Regions from separate parts of the Mus musculus genome. Here region 2 is linked to region 1. The links are chromatin loops, found by intact Hi-C in ENCODE. Cell type or tissue: gastrocnemius. All regions are shown on one strand. Links, peaks and the distances in the headings refer to the core of each region. The heading gives the core; the rest is flanking DNA.

Region 1 (7,297 bases), core at 2,015-6,014:
AAGGAGCCAAGGGTGATTCCACTGCGTTAGGGAGTGTTAGTCCGAGTTACTTTCAAGGTGTGTAGACCAGACTCAGATTATCCGGAGGCGACTGGAGTTGAGCACAGCCACCCTGCTACTCTGAGCCCTCAGCTGTTGGCTTCTGCAGAGTCTAAAATAGTGCTGCTTTGCAGCAGCTTGGTCAGCTTCTGCTTTCTGAGATGTGGAAACTGCTTTCCCATATGATCCTCAGTGCTGCTGTTCAGGCTCCATGGCTTCCTAGCAGCCAGATGTTACACCATATATTCTGTGAAGTGCACACAACCAGTGTGAATGGGCACCAAGGAGTGCCCCTTTGCATAGTCTCTCTCTCTCTCTCTCTCTCTCTCTCTCTCTCTCTCTCTCTCTGTGTGTGTGTGTGTGTGTGTCACTCACACACACACACACACACTTTGGGCAGTGTACATGACACTATAGCTATTGTTCCTCAAGATTGCAGGTGCACAGGAGGTAGGCTCCAGGGCCTGGGTATGGAAACGTAGCTGCAGGGAGCTGGCAATGGGAAAGGTTGGCCCAGCCCTGGAGGGAGTGTTCTGCAACCTTGCCAGGCTGCGGTGTGGATGGGCAAAGTTGCATCTGGATTGGAGGGTTACCATCACCATGCAAGGTTCTAAGTGGGTACATTTTAAAACCCAACCATTTGGCTGTGGTTTATGGTACTCTAAATTGTCCTCCTATATGCCACCCTTCATTTCCCAGTGTGCCTTAAAGGCCTCCTGCCCTGGACAGCTGCTTTCCATATTGGATGTTGGGATTGTACCAGCCTGGTGCCCTGGTTTGTCAGTCTTCGTGCTGTGAGCCTTTGTGATCCTGTGTTGATCTTGCAGCACTTAAGATGCCTACTGTAGATGTCTACAGAGGAGAATTCGGCAAAGCTGAGGTCACAGGGCAAAATAGGGATGTCGTGCTGGGCTTAGTTTAGATGAAGGGTCTGGTATTGAGAAGGGTAAACACACAAAAGCGATTTAACCAGAACTTTCTTTCTTAGTAATGTATAAGTCAAGATGTTCAGAAGCAAAGCCCTCTGTCCACTGTTCACTCTGTCCACTCCCAGCCTGAAGTCCAGGATTGCCTGCCACTGGCATTAGGGTCATATCCTCCTTTCTGATAGTGCCACTGAGTTTGAGCCTGTTCCTGAGAGTCACTCAGAGGTTCCTTAGGCAAAGGCATTAGCGGCTATTTGCTGGTATTTGTGGCCAGTGTTGCTTTTCTGCTTTAGGAGCGATCCTCTCGTTTAAATTTAGATCTACTTTAGAATTTCCTCTGTGGTACCCGCTACCCAAGGGAAACACGGGGAAAGGGGAGAGGGACAGAGTTGATGGCTTGTTGAGCCCAAGGAAAGTGATTTATCAGAGCTTAAAATAGATTCCTGATTTCCAGGTTGGTCAGAAAAGATCCTTGAGCCCAGGAGCGTGGAGAGAGATGGATGTGTTTATTAGGAAGTCGGTTGCTGCAGCGCTCAACCAAGAGGTTCAGCGTGCTAAGCTACAGCATCCGGGGCGCTCCAGCAATTGCTGCTTTACATCTCCACAAACGCTGCCTGAATCTCTCTCCCTTCTGTGTGGCCCAGTTGCTTAACAGATGTAACTGGGCGGGCAGGGTGGGGGGAGAGGAAGAGTGGTGTTTTGATCTGTTACAACGTTACATTGTTTCATAATAGAACATTTGCGATTGCTACGGCTGCAGCAGTCTAATGAGGACTGCATAGGACTCCTGGTTGCTATGGGACATACTGACTTGCCCCACTGTAAGCAATTGTATCTGTGCATGAGTGTGAGTGTGCAGATGGGCATATGGAGCTGCTCCCTCGCTGCTGGTGGAGAGTTTCTTTTCTTTGGGGAGAATGCAGCTTGATTCCCTTGAAGACCTGGAGACCTTTGCTGAGTCTTTGGGCAGGAAAGAGGTGCATGATGGGACCGTTACATATTGAGTTGCTCTAGAGCAGCAGTTCTGTGGCTCCATGGAGATTTTTGTGCATATAGTAGAGAGTCAGGGGTGCCGAGCTGAGAAGAGGGAGGGAGAGATTCGGTAGTTACTGGTGAGAATCCTGGCCCTTCAGACTGTTCAAGTCTTCTCCGCCCCATCCCTATTTTCCGTGGCTTCAGCTATCTGGATGGAGCATGCTTGGGAAAGCACAGCTGGCAATGGCAGGGGAGTGGCTCTAGCACCTCCCTCAGGCTCTGCTCTGAGGTGTGGGTCCCCTTGGGAAGACTTACAGACAAACACTGGCAGGCTGGTGTCCGTACTTTAACCCTTGTGTAGATGGCAGAGTCTTCCTGGGAACTGAACTGCTCTTTGGGAGAACAGCGTCCAGACTTAACAACGGAGCCCCCTAAAATAACCCAGCAAGCTGTCAGTCTCACTTACCTTCCCACAGTGCAGATTGCCAGCAGTGTGCAAAGCTCTCCTGGGAGCAGTGTGAGATTCAGCCAGGCTGTGTCTGGGGCCTCTGACCTTCAGGCTTCCTTCTCCGAGTGCTTTCCATCACTTCTTGAGGAGGCAGAGAAGCAGGCAGTACCAGTCTCCGGTCGCCTGTTCTAGCTTTGCTGGGTTTCTGTGGTGACTGACCCCTCTTGTTCATACTAACCTCCGAGACTCCAGTAGGAACCTGACCTTGGGGAGATGAGAGGAATGTGGGGTTGAAAATTAACATTGTTGGATTTTTGTCCTTAGAGTTTACTGCCTAGATAATGATGATGATAATTATTATTATTATTGTTGTTGTTATTATTATTATTATTATTATTATTATTATTATTATTATTATTGAGGCAGGGTTTCTTGGTGTAACCCTGGCTGTCCTGAAACTCACTCTGTAGACCAGACTGGCCTTGAACCCAGACATCCACCTGCCTTTGCCGTCCAAGTGCTGGGATTAAAGGTGTGGGCCACCACACCTGGCTTACTGCTGGTTTATTAAAATAGTCTTTTATTTTTAGCATTTGTAACAATTATCTTATTTATTATATTTTATTCTTTGAGGGTTTCATGGCACCTGTGCAATGTATTTTGGTCATACTCATACTCTCTTTCCCCCTCCAACTCTTTCCAGCTCTGCTCCCCTCACACCTGCCTCCCAGCTTTGTTCTTTTTCCCTTCTTTCCTCCCCTCTCTTTTTAATAACCTACTGAGTCCAATTTCTGCTGCCCATATATGCAGAGATGTGTGACTGTCTACTGGAGTATGATCAACCTAGCAGGTACCACATCCTAAAGAAAACTGACTCTTTCCTAGCAGATACTAGCCATCAAAGCTCCTTAGCTGAGGTTGGGAGGGGGCTATTGTGTCCCGTCCATGCTGGAACGTAGACGAGATCTTATGAATTCTTGAGTGTAGTGGTCCTTCATGTCCAGGAGACATTGTATCACCCCAGGTCCCTGCTAGCCTGGCTCTTACATCTTCCCACTTCCCCTCCTCCAATGTTCCCTGAGCCTTTTGGGCAGGGGTGTGATAGACGTGTCCCATTTATAGCTGAGCATTCCATAGACACTCTTTGAACTCTTAGCCAGCCGTGCATCTCTCCACTACCATCTAGTAAAGTCTTTCCAACTCATGAGTAAGATGAGAAAAACGTTTCCTTTTTTAAAGCCAGAATTAAATGGGTCTGTGACTGGGGGGAGCAGGAGGCCTTCCTGTGGAATCCAGGGAGCAGTACCTTCTGTCGTGGCTCTGTGCCAGGCCATGTGGCAGCAGGAGGAGCCTGGGATTTAGGGAGCTGCAACTGCAGTCTCGGGCAGTGCTGCCTAACAGCCAAGCAGCCATGCGGGCTCAGTGCAGATGACTTCCTAGGAGCTCTGTATTCCTAGGCTGTCCAGGGTAGGGCACCTGGAGCTCCTGGTGTGGGTCACATCAGTAATTGCTCGTCTGTGCCTTGTCATACCTCATGTTCACACAGACTCTGGTAGAGAAGTTGTCATTTCTGTACAGGAAGATGGTCTTAGCTTCCTAGCTGTGAGGGCAGGTGGAGAGACCTGACCAGGTGGAAGGCATCCACCTAGTCTTACCTGACACCTCAGGATAGGCAATTCCACCCCCTTTTGTTACTAGAACTTATTTCAGCTCTGCCGCCTTCTCTCGCTTATTTCCATGTTAATACATCAAACTGTTTTTTCTTTTTCACTAGGTGGGGGTGGGGTTGCTGTTTTGTGGATTTTAACACAGGAGTGTACTTTTAAAACGATTTATTTATTTATTTTATGCATATGAGTACACTGTAGCTGTACAGATGGTTGTGAGCTTTCATTTGGTTGTTGGGAATTGAATTTAGGACCTCTGCTCGCTCTGGCTGGCCCTGCTTGCTCCAGCCCAAAGATTTATTTATTAATATCAATAAGTACACTGTTGCTGTCTTCAGACACACCAGAAGGGGGCATCAGATCTCATGGTTGTGAGCCACCATGTGGTTGTTGAGATTTGAACTCAGGACCTCTGGAAGAGCAGTCAGTGCTCTTACCCACTGAGCCATCTCTCCAGCCCAGGAATGTGCTTTTATAAGTAACTCTTGTCAGGGCAGAACAGGAAGATCCTAGAATTTCTACTCCCCCTAGAAGCTTAGTGTTGTTTTCAGGAGCCAGGACTTTCTGATCCAGGAACTGTGGCTGTGGGTGCAAGCAGGGCCTGTGGAAGGTCCCTGCTCCATTCTGGGGTGTCAAACTCACCTTGATTTTTAAAAACTGTAATTGTATATTTTTCTTAACAGCATAATAAACATGTTCATTTTAGATAATTTATTTATTTTTTAGTTCCACAATATTTCTCTATCTAGAGGAAACCATTTGTGACGCTAAATACATAAAGCCATGTATATAAGATCACATCATGGTGAGTGAACTAATTTTTAATTGCAATTAATGACTCATGGATATTTCCCATTAAATTTTCAAATTGTAAAAATTTAATGAATCCGCAGTATACTGATCCCACTGGTGAGCCTCGAGCCTATGGCCTTAAGAAGTTGTTATTGTATATGTGTGTGTAGATGATGTGGGGGGAGCATATGTGCCATGATGTGCATATGGAGATCAAAGGATAGTTTTGTGGGGGCGGTTCTTGCCTTTAATACTCCACGGGCTCCAAGCATGGCACTCAGGACTTCTGGCTTGGATGGCAAGCACCATAACCACTGAGCCATCCTGCTCACCCTGCTGCCTTTTTTATAATTTCACTATTAAGTCAATGCTGTGGTGACTGTCCTCGAAGCTTAGTTTGTGGACACATCCTTGATTTGATCCTTAACTTAGAACCAGCTTAGGAGAATCAAAGGGAAGGATTGTTGTATGTTTTAGAGGTTGTGGAAGAATGTTCTAGAAGCATACCTGTTTACACCCTTGCCAACAGTGAGGGCACTGGGCCAGTCCAGGAGAGGCATTGGTCATGTGACAGACACCTGCTTGTGGTTCCAGAGGCTCCACTCCTGGGAGGCTGGTGTGAGACAGGGCATCATGGCAGATCTGGTGGTGGGGTAAGGAATTCACCTTAATAGCAGCTGGGATGCAGAGAAAGAACGGAGATGGGGGGACAGGGACAAGAAATGCTCCTCGGAAGCACGCCTGCAATGACCTGCCTTCTGTCAGGCTACCTTCAGACTTCATATTTCCACCTTCCTAGAGAGCCGCCAGCTTGTGATCCATCAGTGGGTGTCTTAGGGTTTTACTGCTGTGAACAGACACCATGACCAAGGCAACTCTTATAAGGACAACATTTAATTGGGGCCCCGCTTACAGGTTCAGAGGTTCAATCCATTATCATCAAGGCAGGAACATGGCAGTGTCCAGGCAGGCATGGTACAAGAGGAGCTGAGAGTTCTACATCTTCATCTGAAGGCTGCTAGCAGACTACTGGCTTCCACACCCCTACTCCAACAAGGTCACATCTTCTAATAGTACCACTCCCTGGGCTGAGCATATTGCAAACCATCACAGTGGGTGAAGGCTCTTGCCTTGGGGACCAAAGCTTTTGGGGGCATTGTTGTACTTTCATCCCATTGCAATAAGACACTGACTAAAAGCTGCTTGGGGGAGGAAAGTGTTTACTTCATCTTAAACTTCCATGTTCTATCATTGAGGGAGGATGGGAAAGTCATGGAAGGCAGAAACCATGAAAGAAGGCTGTCAGGATGATGTCCCCCACACATGTTCACGGCCTGATCTAGGCTGCGTGTCAGCCGAAGTCCCTCCCCAGGGACTCTAGATGCTGTCAAGTTGACAGTGGAAACTAATCAGGACAGATGCTCAGCTCCAAAGTGATTAACATCACCTTTCAGGTGGGTTTGGGGGTTATGTGCCTTGCACTCAATGAAGTATTTGTAGGGAGTGTAGCAGGCAAGGGGTGCATATGACATTTTATATGGTGCATTCACACACCCACACAGACACAAGTCAAGGACACCTCAAGACCTAGAAGACTCCCCTGCGCCCCAGAGCCAGCGTCTGTCTCCCTCTCCGAGAGACAGCACTAGAGCTTTATCTCCTAAAGTAATGTTGCTTGTATTACACTTCTAAGACGCATTCATATTATCGCGCGTCTCATATTTTTTAAAAAGAGAATTCCTCGTAATTTTAAAAGATTTATTATTTTAAATTATGTGCAAGTATGCATCTGCATGCGGGTATGTGCATGAGTGTAGGTTCCCAAGGAAACCAGAGCCATCAGATTCCCTGAAGCTGGAGTTAGAGATGGTTGTGAACTACCTGTTACAGGTGCTGGGAACTGACCCCTGCTCTTCTGGAAGAGCAGCAAGCCCTCTTAACCATGGAGCCATCCCTCCATCCACCTGCATGTGTTTTTATGACCTATGTTCCTCCATTTCTCTTGGGCAAACATAGCTGAAAGTGGATTGCTGGGCATGGTATAGATGTCTGTTGAGACTTCAGATCATTCTCGACTGAGGGAGTCTGCTTTGTGCTTTATGAGCCATTAAGCCAGTATGTCAGGCCCACTCGCTTTCGCTCTTGGTAACTAGATGAATTTCCGGACATTGCTGTGTGTCTCCTGGGGGTTGGGGGACAGGATGACTACGTGCGGGGGACCACTGCTGAAGTGGGGCAGTGACGGTTTTCCCGATAAGTCTCTGTCGGCAGAGGTTTCATTGCCAGATATTAATTCGGCAAGCACATTGAGCCTTGGGGATAAAAAAGATAAGTATGTTCAGTCTCCTGGGAGTGGGGAGGGGCAGGTGACAAATGGAGGAGAAAGGGATTTTCAGGGGAAAGAGATTTACACAGGATTCCAGAGCATGGCGCAAGAACAATTAGAAATT
Region 2 (7,297 bases), core at 1,269-5,268, 370 kb before region 1:
CTTAGCCCATTATCAAACTTATTTTTTTTTGTATGCAAGACGTTCCTCTCTCTCATGAATTCAACTTCTCACCTCTGCTCTCTGGTTTGCAATCTTTAACACTATAAATGTTTGGGTAACAGGGCCCCAAATTAGTCTTGGCCCTCTAGTCTATGAAACCACAACAGCTCATAGAAGCTGAATGGGAGATTTCAAGCCTGAACTTCCTTTTTATTTTTTTTTTTAATTGGTGCATGTGTGTCTCACAGGCAGGTGCATGTGGATATGTGTGTGAGTGCTAGTGACCGAGAAAGCCAGAAGAGGGCTCTGGATTCCCAGGAGCTGGACACTGATATGGGTGCTGGGAACCTAACTCTGATCCTCTGCAAGAACAACGCAGTCGCACCCACTGAGCCATCTCTGGGTCCTCTGCAAGAGCAACGCAGTCGCACCCACTGAGCCATCTCTGGGTCCTCTGCAAGAGCAACAGGTGTTCTAAACAGCTGAACCATCTCTCCATCCCAGATTTTTTCAATTTATATAATTATGTCTACTCACTTAAGAGATGAAACAACAAGTCAAACTGCACTGACTACCATGCAATATGCAACAGAATGTGGTGTGTGGGGCTGTAATTTGGGACAAATATTCTCAGTCGTTAACGTATACACAATACCCCAAAGAGCTAAGGAGATGGTTCAGTAGGTAAAGTAACTGCTACCCAGGCAAAATCCCCAGAACCTTTATAGGCTCTGCACGAGGTCACTACATGTCTGGGATCCCAGTGCTAGGCAGGCAGAGACAGGAGGATCCCAGGGACTCACTGACCAGCCATCTTGGCCCATCCGTGAACCCCAGATTCAGTAAAAGACCTTGTCTCAGAATGTGAGGTGGAGTTCTAGGGAGGCGAGCACTGGGCATCAACGTTTGCCCTCTACAAGTGCATGCAGAGGTGTGTACCTATACATATGTGCACATGCATGGACAACACACACACACGTACATTCAATAAAACAAATGAAACAAAAATCAAAAAGAAGCACATGAAGGCCGGCATGCTGGCAAATGGCTCGGTGAGTAAAGCTTCTCTGCCGCCGAGCTTGACGACCTAACTAAGCTCCATCCAAGGAACCCAGGTGGCAGGAGAGAACCAACTCCTAAAAGTTGTTCTCATGCCAACACACTCGCATCATGGCACACAGACGTGTACACACACACACACACAGAACAACAGCTGTAAGCTTATAAAAGCATACCAATTAAACTGAAATAAATTCAGAAAAATATATTGACAGTCACCAGCTGCTACTTTCTCCAAGCCAACGAGGCTTGAAAGAACAGGGTGCTGCCCCCACCGCCCCCGTAGCCTTCCACAAATCCATGGGTTAAGCATAAATACCATAAAACAGTAAATAACACCTAATGGCTTGAGTCCCACACAGGGGATTATGCAGAGGATGATACTTACCCCTTCCCACAAGAGTCCAAGTTCAATGTTACTTACGGTGGGTTCAAAGTTTTCAAAGTAGCTTAAGCACACACAGCTAGTAACATGCAAGGCTGAGGTATGGAACCAAGGCTGTGGGACCCCACAGAAGAGTTTCTCTGCAGGGGTGCAGTTCATGGCAGGGAGATGGATTCTCAATTGTACTGTAGGATCACTAGTGTTGCCAGACCTTTCAGAGTGCCCGGAGAAGCTGGGTGTAAGGCACATTATCCCTGCTGAGAGTCCCCACACTAGGACATTGAACAGGTTTCCTTCTCCAACATAGAGTTGCAAAGAGTTCTCTAGTTACTTTTTTTCCCCCTATACTTTTCATTTAAAACAATGTAGCCGTGTGTTACGGCTCACATCTGTAACCTCAGCACTCAAGAGGCTGAGAAGGAGGGTGGTAGTGAGTTCCATGCCAGCCTGAACCATACCGTAAGTAAAAGAGGATCTTAAAAAAACCACACACACAAAAACTTCCCTAAATATTAAATTATCATAGCAACATATGTTTATTGTAGGAGATGAAAGTCTATAAAGAAAACACAGGAAAGCCACATCTCTATCTGGCTGCTCTGGGCTGTTTGCACGCACTTAGCAAGCTGCCTTATTTTCCTGCGGCTCTACTCTGTGTAACTGCAGGCAATAGTTCTTGTTGGACAGTCTTGGCACCTCTTACACCTTCCAGGGTGGGTTTCTGAAGGAGGGGTGTGTGAAATGCACCATGAACAAGTGACTCTAACCTGCTCGTCTAAGGAGACATCAAGGCCTGTCGCACAAGGGTGCCGGATAGAATGTCAGATGAGGAACTGCCCTGACCTTGTCTTGTAGGCTGGTGAAGGGCCCAGGCAGACTGTCACAGCTCAAGAAGAAGAAGAGAGCAAAGAGCAAAGTACCAGGTCTAAGTAGCTAACAGTAGCACTACCCGAGGCCAGTGCCCAGGAGGGTAGGCTGTAGGCAGATGTGCTTGATCTCTTTGGTCTGCATCTCTTCCACAGCTCCAGTAGCAGAGCCTGAGGCAAGAGAAGTGCTCTGGAGAAAAATCACACTTTTTTCCTGGAAGGACACCCCCTGACGTCCCCAATCTCTTCCATAGCCCAAGAGACACTGCCTTTCTCTACAGGTTTAGAGGAATTCTGGGCATAGAACTAGCTGGGGACTAAGTGAAAGAGGAGACAGTTCTCTGGAAGTTGAAAAGGGGAAAGCTTTATCTGTTCAGTGAGGCAAAGCTGATGGAGTCTACGGTGGAAGAAGGACAAGGCTCTAGGGTTCTTGAGCAGGGGTGCTCTCTCCCGGCCTTGGCAATGGATTTAAGGAAGACTTCAGGTGGGTTCCTATGGCCAGCGGGTAACAGTTTCACTCTTAAACCTGTCTCTCACTTACAAGGGGGGAGGGAGCTCTGACAGTGTGCCTTAGACTTTGGGTGAGAGCCCTGCTTCTGTGCTTCGGGAACCCTTTGCCTCAGAAAGGAAACTTAACAAGTCGTTTTCATAACCTACCAATCTGATACCCAGTGCAGAGCACGTGGTCCACTGAGTCTTGGTCAGATAGTGACTGCTGGGATCCTTGAATGGATGTATGTATGTATGGATGGATGCATGCATGCATGCATTCATATAGATCCATGATAGACAGATGTATGCATACATAGGTGAATGAATGCACGAAGGATTGGATGGAAGCATGGGTGGATACCCATGCCCAGTGTATGGATAGATGGATGCATGCATACATAGATCGATGGAATGATGAACATGTGGGTAGATGGAAGGACGGATGTGTGTGTGTGTGTGTGTGTGTGTGTGTGGACGGACGGACGGACGAATGGATTGGATGGATGGATGGATGGATGGATGGATGGAGTGATTCCTGTTTGGCCCTCAAGCCCACCAAGAAGGGGTTCAGAGAATCTCTTTTCTTCCACCCTGGCTGGCGTTCCGCACAGCCGACGCTCACCTTGTGCTGCTTCCACGTTGCCCCCAGCGGCTTCACCTCGTGCTTGCTGTGCCTGCCTTCCTCCAGGCACATGTAGCACACAGGGCTCCGACAGCTCACGCAGTACATGCTGTAGTTCTCCATCTCGTGCTCGGGACATGTGGGGAACTTTCGCGGCGCGCTGGCCCCGGCACCCCCTGGGCTCCTGCATCCTCCTGCGCTGGAGGCAGTGGAAGTGCCTGTAACAGCAGGGGTAGCCTCTGGGGGTGTGGGCGGCGGCGGTGGCTGAACTAGCCGATGCTTAGCGAAGGGGCCCCGGGACGGGTGGCACTTGAGCTGGCAGGTGGCGCAATAGAGCACGTCGCATTGCTCGCAGAGAGTGGCTGCCGGCTCCGGTGGGGTGCGGTCGCACAGCTGGCAGATGGCCACCGCCGGGGCTGCAGCCGCCCCCGGAACAACCCCACGGCCCTGCTGGTACCGCTGCACAATGCCCTCCAGTAGCCGGTTGCGCTGGAAGCCTCGCAGGCCGCGGTGATCCAAGGAGGCGCTGCGGTGGCACTGCGGGCAGGTGATGGAGCTGGAGGACGAGCAGAGCGAGGAGCAGGCGGCGCCTCGGGCCGCGGCGGCCGAAGAGCCCGGGGGCGCAGGCACCATGGGCAGCACGCGGACTCCATTGGGGGACTTGAGGCTGGGGGTGTAGGAGCCATAGCCGCTGTCAGTCTCGCTGTACAAGCTCAGCTTGTCCGCGTGGTCTCCGCCACCGGTCGCCCCGCCGCCTAGGCCTCCGGCTGTGTTAGCTCCCGCGCCTCCGCTGGTCGCGCCGGCGGCTGCGTCCTGATCCGGAGGGGTTGCGGCGGCGGCGGCACCTCGCGAAAGAAGGAGCGGCGGGGGCAGGTGCTGCTCGCCGTCCGGGGTCTGAACCGCGATAGTGCGGGCGCACGGCAAGCAGACATTGTGAGAGCAGGGCAGGATGATGGGTTCCCGGAACAGGGATCCGCACACTGGGCACTTCAGCTCCTCCTCCATCGCCGCGCCCGCGGCCAGAGCCGCTCGGGACCAGCCAAGAATGGTCAAGGCTCCGAAGACAAGCGCAGCTGGGCTGGCGATGTCAGCGCTCTTGAGTCAGGAGGCGGGGGTATTTCACGGGCATGCTGTCTTCACCCGAGGGTGGCACGCCCCCTCTCTGTCCTCAGGCCACCGCCCTAAGACGCTTGGCCGCCAGAGAAAGGAGGGGTCCTCACCTCCTGAAGGCGAGGCTCCCTCACCGGAGGCAGCCGTCTGAAGGTGGCGGGGAGCCCTCGCGGTGGCCTCCGAGGTTGTCCAGGTGTTGAATAGGCAGCAGTAGCGCCGTCCGGGGTACCTCGTGCCTCCACTCCACGAAGGACCAGTGACCCGCTGCTGTGAGCCAGCAAGGCTACTGAGCCCGACTCCGCAGCGCCGCTGCCCCGAGTCTTCTTTCTGCGAGCGCCCCGCCCCTACCCAGCTCTTGGCCAGTGCCCGAGTGGCGGGGCCAGGGCTGGTTCAGCACCACCAGACGGCGGACAGCGCCCGCGAGAGGATGGGCCCGGAGTCCGCGCCCGTCCCCCCTCCCGCGCGCATCCTCCGCCAGGCTGCTGTGCAGCCGCGGCCACCTCGGCATCCCCCGGCCCGGAGACCGTCGCCGTACCGCTGCTCGGGCCGCTGCTCTCTGAGCTGCCTCCTCGTAGGCCGGTATTGAGCAGCGTCCCAGGCTGGCCTCGCCGGCTCCGGTTCCTGCAGCGCCCCTGACCTTGGCCGCGCCACGCTGCAGCGGCGGGTGGGGGGCGAGCACCCGCTGGCTCGGGAATCCCCCTCCCGGCCCCACCGCCTCCCGCGCCCGCCCGCCCGCCGTGCCGCGCGCCCAGGAGTTGTAATTTCCAGAGCGAGAGTAACGGGGCGGGGGGCGGGGAGCCAGGCGTCAGCTCAGCGAATGAGGGCTCGCCTCTCGCGGCTGGCAGTCAGGGGCGGGTCGGAGGGCTTCGTGGGGAGGATCATTGTGGAGAACTGCTCCGTTACGGATGGAGACTGCACGGTGAATTAGCACGGCGCCCCGCCCAGCTTGCCAGAGCAACCCTGGCCAGCTCCCGCCCTGCCCACTCCTCGCCACCATGAAAGCGTAAACAGCGGTCCCTAAAAGGCCAGTCGCTTGAAAAAGGCCTCGCAACACAGCGCGACAGTCGGTTCCTAAATCTATTTCCTCCCCGCAAAAAGCTTTCAAGGCACAAAATGTCGGACAGCCTCGCGCCAAAGGGCGAGGTTTGATTTATGCATCTTTTTACAAGCCTTTTTTTTTTTTTTTTTTTGTCTCCTTGGTTCTACTGGGGCTAGTCGTGGAAGATGAGGGCCGGAGGACTTGGCGAGGACACGGTGAAGGTTGCCAAATACAACCTCCCCAGGCTGCTCGCGAGTGCGGAGAGGCGGGAGGCAGCGAGCAGGTGTTCTCTTTATGAATGGGAGCTTCCTGCAACGTCGCCGCCCGCGCGCCTGGCTGCCGTCTGCCCGCTGTTCTGCGCTGGGTAGTGCCGGCTGCCCAGAGAAAGGAAGTACGCGCTGGGCATAGAGCTAAGGGCGAGCCCTGGAAGGGAAGAGCGCGTGGAGCGAAATGCGCACCACGCGGCCCTCTCTTCCTGTGCGATTCAAGCTGGCTTGGAACAGACAAGGAAATTGTCGATTTAGAAAGGATGTGTCAGTCAGCGTGCTGGCTCGTGCTTGTAATTCTAGCACTTGGGAGGCCTAGGCAGAAGGATTGCTATGAGTTCAAGGCCAGCTTGGGCTACATAGTAATTTCCAAGCTAGTCTGGGTGTTACATAGTAAGACTCTGCTGAACTGAAACAAACAAAAAAAAAAAAACAGCAACCGTGGCGCAGACTCCTGCTGAAGGAATGCAGGGCCCCAGCCACTGTCAGCATTTGGAAAGATAGCAGGAGGAGAGAAATGAAGCCACAGACTAATGAGGCAGCTGCCTTGGCCTGGCTCTGTGCCTAAGGGATAGAACCTCTGGTGGAAGGGAGGTCACCAGGAAAGCCATTGCAAAGCACCCCAGTGAAGCCCATATCTTTACAGGACTTCCGGGGTCCTGCAGCTTGCTTCCACCTGTCCAGTCTGGAAAATACTATAACAATATATATATGTGTCCGTGCCAAATTGTTACAGTAAATGCTCTGGACTACTTTCTATGCATCTCAGTTCAGCTGAATGGCTTACAGAAGTCTGGCTCCATGTTTAAGGGTAGGCTCCTGCTAAACCGGACATCCCAATTAGCCCTGCTTCAGGAAGCAGTGCTGCACGGTGGGGGTGGGGGTGGGTATGGAGGCGGCAACTGTCCTAATCCACTCTCTGTAGATGAAGCTTCAGTCACCTGGTCCTGCCAGCAATACACTGAAAAAAAGAAATTCTTCAGAAAGTCACTATTGATCCTAAGGTCTAGGAGAGTCACAACTTGGGTTATTGAAAGCTCTTCAAGAAGCTGGAAGGTGGTGGTGCACGCCTTTAATCCAAGCACTCAGGAGTCAGAGGCAGGTGAATCTCTGAGTTAGAGGCCAGCCTGGTCTACAGAGCGAGTTCCAGGAGAACCAGGGTATACAGAGAAACCCTGTATCAATAAGTAAGTAAGTAAATAAATAAATAAATAAATAAATCCTTTCTGCTGAACCCAGCTACCCAGCTCAGTCTGCCCTGGGACCAACTGGAATTCATATCTCTTAAAAACCTCATGATTTTATAGTAAGCACAGTAAGTGACTCCTGTTTCTCTTTGTCTTTTTCAGACCTGGGTAGCCTACTTAGGCTTGGACAGGGTGGCACTTTTAGCCAAGCGTGTGTGTCTCTGCACATGCAAGACATACTGTGAAACCACTCCTAGCTTGGCCTATAGTA

What was found. Peaks named below come from ENCODE experiments on the same cell type or tissue, not always from the same donor. Only the 100,000 strongest peaks of a DNase experiment are listed, where the experiment ranks them.
Region 2: a loop joins it to region 1, with 2.4 times the contacts of the local background. A loop is called at or near these places in 1 of 42 quality-filtered maps.

Annotation. Positions count from the first base shown.
Region 1 is chr8:124,426,027-124,433,323 of GRCm38, reverse strand. The region is part of intron 1 of Pgbd5 (piggyBac transposable element derived 5); the gene reads left to right. Among named protein-coding and RNA genes, the nearest start is that of Pgbd5, 4.3 kb to the left of the region's middle. In gastrocnemius, for the core only: no CTCF peak of the experiment used is centred there; a DNase peak (open chromatin) is centred at 3,717.
Region 2 is chr8:124,791,033-124,798,329 of GRCm38, reverse strand. Trim67 (tripartite motif-containing 67) reads right to left here and starts at 5,311. Exons shown (of 10, transcript NM_198632.2): 1 at 3,425-5,311. The coding sequence starts at 4,429. Gm46059 (a long non-coding RNA gene) reads left to right here and starts at 5,943. Exons shown (of 3, transcript XR_001778718.2): 1 at 5,943-7,026; 2 at 7,189-7,297. In gastrocnemius, for the core only: a CTCF peak has its summit at 3,741; DNase peaks (open chromatin) are centred at 3,775, 4,134, 4,561 and 4,907; H3K4me3 peaks cover 1,318 bases.